Regions from separate parts of the Homo sapiens genome. Here region 1 is linked to region 2. Evidence: read pairs that join two places in POLR2A ChIA-PET (ENCODE). Cell type or tissue: PC-3. All regions are shown on one strand. Links, peaks and the distances in the headings refer to the core of each region. The heading gives the core; the rest is flanking DNA.

Region 1 (2,913 bases), core at 158-2,657, 120 kb before region 2:
TTTGATATTAGGTACCCTAAAGACCTAAAGAGACATATTCGGCCTAGTTGGTATATTAAACCGTTGGAGAGCAAGCAAGCTTCAAAACTGGGGCTTAGCCTGGGAAGGTTCTTGGCTTTGCTCAGGAAAGAATTCAAGAGAAGCCAGTGGTAGAAGAAAACAGCTTTACTGAGGTGGCAGTGTTACCACTCCATAACTGCTCTGCAGAGCAGGGCCACCCCATAGGCAGTGTGTCGAGAGCAGCAGCTCAGAGGCAGTTCTGCAGACATATACATGTCCACTTTTAATTATATGCAAATTAAGGGGCAAGTTATTTGGAATTTTCTAGAAAAGGGGTGGTATTTCTGGAAAGGGGTGGTAACTTCCAGGTGCAGTCATGGCAATGGTAAAGTGACATGGCACTGGTGAGTGTGTCTTATGGAGAGGTGCTTTTGCCTCCTCCCTGTTTCAGCTGGTCTTCAGCCTGGTCCAGAGTTCAAGCCCCACCTCGGGAGTCAAGTCCTGACTCCTACCTCATTCCCCCCTCAGAGATTAGATACTCCTCTTTACTCTTAAGGGGGCTACAGAAGGGTAGAGGTCCATCTTCTGTAACTATTAAAACTTCCTGCTGAGTTGATGGGCATAGGCCCTGCCTAGTACTGGAAGGGTAAAAATCTCCAGATACCTGATCTAAGGGGCCAAAAGGCAGGATGTTTTTATTCTCCAGGTCAGAAGTTGGATGAGTTGGAAGCCTTGTGCCAGCATTGTCTTTACCTGGAACTTCTGTAATCTAGAAGACACAAACATTACTAAGAGGTTAAACAAGCAAGGGCCAAAGATTAGTAATAACAAGACAGCTATCAGAGGTCCTAGGAGAGGTAAGAACCAGGTGAGCTTGGGAGAGCATTTTTGATAGTCAACCAGATAGAATTGGGGTCAGTGCCCTGTTTATGTAGCCAGGTAGCTTGCTCATAGATCTTCTGAATGTTAATCTCAACCTGTCCAGAGTTGGTAATATATGTGCAGCAGGTTTTATTCATAGTTGCACAGACTCCACCTTGTTCAGCTAGTAAATAATCCAATGCTAGTCTGTTTCCAAGAACTACATTTGCCAAAGAGCCTAGGGACTCTTGATTTCCCTTTAATGCCTCACCTGTGTTGGTAACTGGGGATTCTAGAGTTTGAGTCAAGTTCTTTTTTTTTTTTTTTTTTGAGACAGGGTCTCGCTCTGTCGCCCAGGCTGGAGTGCGGTGGCGCAATCTTGGCTCACTGCAAGCTCCTCCTCCCAGGTTCACGCCATTCTCCTGCCTCAGCCTCCCGTGTAGCTGGGACTACAGGCGCCCACCACCACGCCCGGCTAATTTTTTTGTATTTTTAACAGAGACAGGGTTTCACCATGTTAGCCAGGATGGTCTCGATCTCCTGACCTTGTGATCCGCCCGCCTCAGCCTCCCAAAGTGCTGAGATTACAGGCGTGAGCCACCGCGCCCGGCCTGAGTTAAGTTCTTTAGGGTTGACTCGTGGTAAGCAAAGCTGCCAGGGTGCCACTAGTCTTATTGCCACCCAATTCCTACCAGAATTAATCCTATTGCTCATTTATTTCTGGTATTCCTAGGTCTCATGGGGCTATAGACTGTGACCCCTGGAGGGGCAGGGGTAGCCAATGTACATTCCTCTCTCTTCCAAGTTTTTGATATACAAAGGAAAGCTACTCCCAAAAGAACAGGTGACTCCCTGGGACTCAGGAGTGGTTACAGGATTGACTTCTTCCCAGTCATTGACACACAAAAATGAAACCAGTTGGGTCACAAACAGAAGCCCTATGGGGTGTGATGTTAACCCTTTGCTGCCCAGTGGGTCTATAGAGATATTTTTCCCCTGCTGTGATAGGAGTGGCCAAACAATCTCTGTTTTCCAGAAAGGGCAATATGCCCCTCTTTTTTTTTTTTTTTTTGAGACGGAGTCTTGCTCTGTCGCCAAGCTGGAGTACAGTGGCATGATCTCAGCTCCCTGTAACCTCCGCCTCCCAGATTCAACCAATTCTCCTGCCTCAGCCTCCCAAGTAGCTGGGATTACAGGCACACACTAGCACGCCTGGCTAATTTTTTGTATTTTTGTAGAGATGGGGTTTCACCATGTTGGCCAGGATGGTCTCGAACTCCTGACCTCGTGATCCACCCACCTCAGCCTCCCAAAGTGCCAGCACCTGGGATTACAGGCGTGAGCCACCGCGCCCGGCCAGTACTCCCCCCCTTCCTAGACCAGGCAGTTGTTTTTCCCCTGTGTGGTCTCATCTGGGAGAAGGCACCATATATGGTTTCCTCACTTACAAGTGGAATCCCATTTATCTCGCTGAGGCCTTGGGAACTTGGGAACTTGGCAACTACAGTTGGATCAGAGCATTGCAGGGAAACTTCTGCTTTTATGTCATTAACACAACAGTGAGTGCAAAAGATGGAATCATTAGTGCACTGGAGATAGACATACCCAACTTCCCAGGTCCAGGCAATAGTGGTAGGGGGATTCAGGTGGAATCTGTCAAGTGGAGGAGAGTTCCACCTAACAAGTTGGGGTTCTAGGTACCTTGGGATTGCTATGGTTAGTTAGGAAGCCTGGGGAGATGATAGATTTTCTGGATGGGACAGAAGGTACAACTCTCTCTCCTGGGGATGTTGATGACAAATCCATCAACCGTGAAGATGATTCCCTGATGCTATAATTTTTGAAATATTTACTATGGAATTTTGTTCCCAGTCACAGTCAATCAGGGTAACTAGGAGAGCAAAGCCTTAGAGTGACATCTATACCCAATGAAGACAAAGTAGTTGTTTCCTAGGAGGAGGCAGTTGGCAAAAGCAGTAGAAAAGAAGTATTACAGTCAGGAAGAAGAGAAAAATGAATGCTCCTATTCCCACCCACAGCATCACATTACCA
Region 2 (2,913 bases), core at 192-2,691:
CCTGGGTTTGATCCTGGATCTATTTACTGTATCACCTGGAGTAGTTTACTTCATCGCTGTGGACTTCAATTTCTCATCTGTAAAACAGGGCCAGTAGACCAGGTGCTGTGGCTCACACCTATAATCTCAGCACTCTGGGAGGACATGCAGGAGGATTGCTTGAGACCAGCCTGGACAGCATAGTAAGAACCCATCTCTAAGAAATATATGTATTTTTTAAATTAGCTGGTGCAGTAGCATGCACTTGTAGTCCCAGCTACTCAGGAGGCTGAGTGGGAGGATTGCTCCCAGCCCAGGAGATCCAGGCTGCAGTGGGCCATGATCAGGCTTCTGCATTGCAACCTGGGTGACAGAGCGAGACCCTGACTCAAAATAAAAATGGGGCCACTTATGCCTATTTGTTGCTTGTTTGTTTTTTGAGATGGAGTCTCTGTCACCCAACCTGGAGTGAAGTGGCGCAATTCTCGGCTCACTGCCACCTCCACCTTCCAGGTTCAAGCAATTCTTGTGCCTCACCCACTGGAGTGGGATTACAGGCATGCGCCACCACAGCTGGCTAATTTTTTTTTTTTTTTTGAGACGGCATCTTGCTCTGTTGCCCAGGCTGGAGTGCAATGGTGCGATCTCGGCTCACTGCAAGCTCTGCCTCCTGGATTCACGCCATTCTCCTGCCTCAGCCTCCCAAGTAGCTGGGACTACAGGCACCTGCCACCACGCCCGATTAATTTTTTTTGCATTTTTAGTAGAGACAGGATTTCACTGTGTTAGCCACGATGGTCTCGATCTCCTGACCTCGTGATCTGCCCGTCTCGGCCTCCCAAAGTGCTGGGATTATAGGCATGAGCCACCGCGCCCAGCCAATTTTTTAAATTTTTATTTCTAGTAGAGACGGTGTTTCACCATGTTGGCCAGACTAGTCTCAAGCTCCCGACTTCAGGTGATCTGCCCACCTCAGCCTCCCAAAGTGGTAGGATTACAGGCCTGAGCCACCGCGCCAGCTTCAAAGATGTTTATCTAGGGAACAGCTATGGAAGATGGAGATAGTGTCTCCCTCCAGAGCAAAGGACAGCCATGCTTACTGGCTTTGAGTTTCCTAAGCTTAGGGTCCTCTCCCACAATGTAATTCGCTCTGTGTGCCCACACTTGCCTGAGCCCATCAGCATCACCCCCATGGGACTTAGGGTCAAAAGGAACTAACGGAAATATGCTGGTGCTCATGCTGTTTGCTGCACAGCGATCAAGTCCTTTGTCTCTGACCCAGGACTCTCCTGTATTCTGCCAGCATTCTTGAACCTGACGGGCTACCTTGGTAGCTTGCAAGTGGGTAAGATCTCAGATGCTTCACAGTCCTTGACATAGAAGGTGCTCACAGGTGTTGGTGGTAAAACCTATTCGCAGCAGTCACAGTGGACAGGCCAGTGTCTGTGGAGCAATGGGCTTGGGCTCTTTCACACCCTTCCCTTGCCGACAATATATCACACCTTCAGCCAGGCATGGTGGCTCACAACTTTAATCCCAGCACTTTGGGAGGTCAAGACTGGCAGATCACTTGAGGTCAGGAGTTCGAGACCAGCCTGGCCAACATAGTGAAACCCCATCTCTACTAAAAATACAAAAACTAGCTGGGCATGGTGGTGCGAGCCTGTAGTTCCAGCTACTCATGAGGCTGAGACGGGAATTGCTTGAACTGGGAGGCGGAGGTTGCAGTGAGTGGAGATCCTGCCACTGCACTCCAGCCTGGGCAACAGAGCATGGAGTCAGGGAAGAGAAAGGAGGGAAAGGAGGAGGGGGAGGGGGAGGGAAGGGAATCACAGTTTCATGTGAGCCAGTCCAAATTGGTCCCTCCTTGTGGCACTGATGACATGGCTGTAGTTAGGCTCTTTTCTGGGTGATAGAGCACCCCACAGCAGCTCAGTCATGCACAGCTCAATTACAGCTCCCCCTGGGCTGGCTGATTTGGTGGGGATGGTTCACATGGCAACAAGTGGCCTATGCCATGTTGCCTGGCCTCTGAAAAACGTAACTTATCATTTGTATTTTCACACAGGCACTGAAAAGGGGTCAGCTATTCTTTTTTTTTTTTTTTTTTTTTTGGTTTTCACTGCAATGTGAATCACCTTGACATTTCTGTGAAACAGGAAGTGGCTGGATGATACAACAATAAAAATAATCACACTCAACTTGGTGTGTGTGTTTTCTTTGGGCCAGGCACTGTGTTAAGAGCTCTTTATGAAGTATTTCGCTTATTCCTTAGGACAACACTGGCAGCTAGGTCTTATCATCATTCCCAATTTGCAAATGAGGAGGCTGAGGCCTGGAGTAGTGAGAGATGTATCCACAGTCACCCAGTTGGGAGTGGCAGGGCTGGGGCTCCCGGCTGGCAGCCAGTGTACCTCTTGAGCCTGAGCTCTTACCAGTAGATTTCTCCCGTGCTCAAAAGGCGGGGAAGAGTGGCAGGGCAGAAGGGCCCCCTGATTTATCAAGCGTGAAGGTAGTTTCATCTCATTTCCAATCCCAACTCTCAGTGTCCATCGTTTTACTACCCACAGTAAGTGGCACATTAGAGGGGTTTAATAGCCACTTTCAGTAAAGTGTCTTTGGAGAGAAATGCTTTAGGGCAACCTTGTCCCCTCCAGGCCTTCATCACTTCCATCCCTCATCTTTAAAGCTGATGAGCAAGGCCGGGCGCAGTGGTTCATGCCTGTAATCCCACACTTTGGGAGGCCGAGGCGGGCAGATCACCTGAGGCCAGGAGTTCGAGATCAGCCTGACCAACATGGTGAAACCTCATCTCTACTAAAAATACAAAAATCAGTTGGGAGTGGTGGTGGTGGCTGCCTGTAATCCCAGCTACTCAGGAAGCCGTGACACAAGAATCGATTGAACCCAGGAAGTGGAGGCTGCAGTGAGCTG

What was found. ChIA-PET counts read pairs that join two places held together with the same protein. Peaks named below come from ENCODE experiments on the same cell type or tissue, not always from the same donor. Only the 100,000 strongest peaks of a DNase experiment are listed, where the experiment ranks them.
Region 1: POLR2A ChIA-PET joins it to region 2 with 12 read pairs; 2 of 35 experiments call an interaction of 5 or more read pairs at or near these places.

Annotation. Positions count from the first base shown.
Region 1 is chr11:65,685,525-65,688,437 of GRCh38, reverse strand. No RefSeq gene overlaps it. Among named protein-coding and RNA genes, the nearest start is that of RELA-DT, 24 kb to the right of the region's middle. In PC-3, for the core only: no CTCF peak of the experiment used is centred there; no DNase peak of the experiment used is centred there.
Region 2 is chr11:65,565,300-65,568,212 of GRCh38, reverse strand. No RefSeq gene overlaps it. Among named protein-coding and RNA genes, the nearest start is that of ZNRD2-DT, 3.7 kb to the left of the region's middle. In PC-3, for the core only: no CTCF peak of the experiment used is centred there; no DNase peak of the experiment used is centred there; H3K27ac peaks cover 1,036 bases.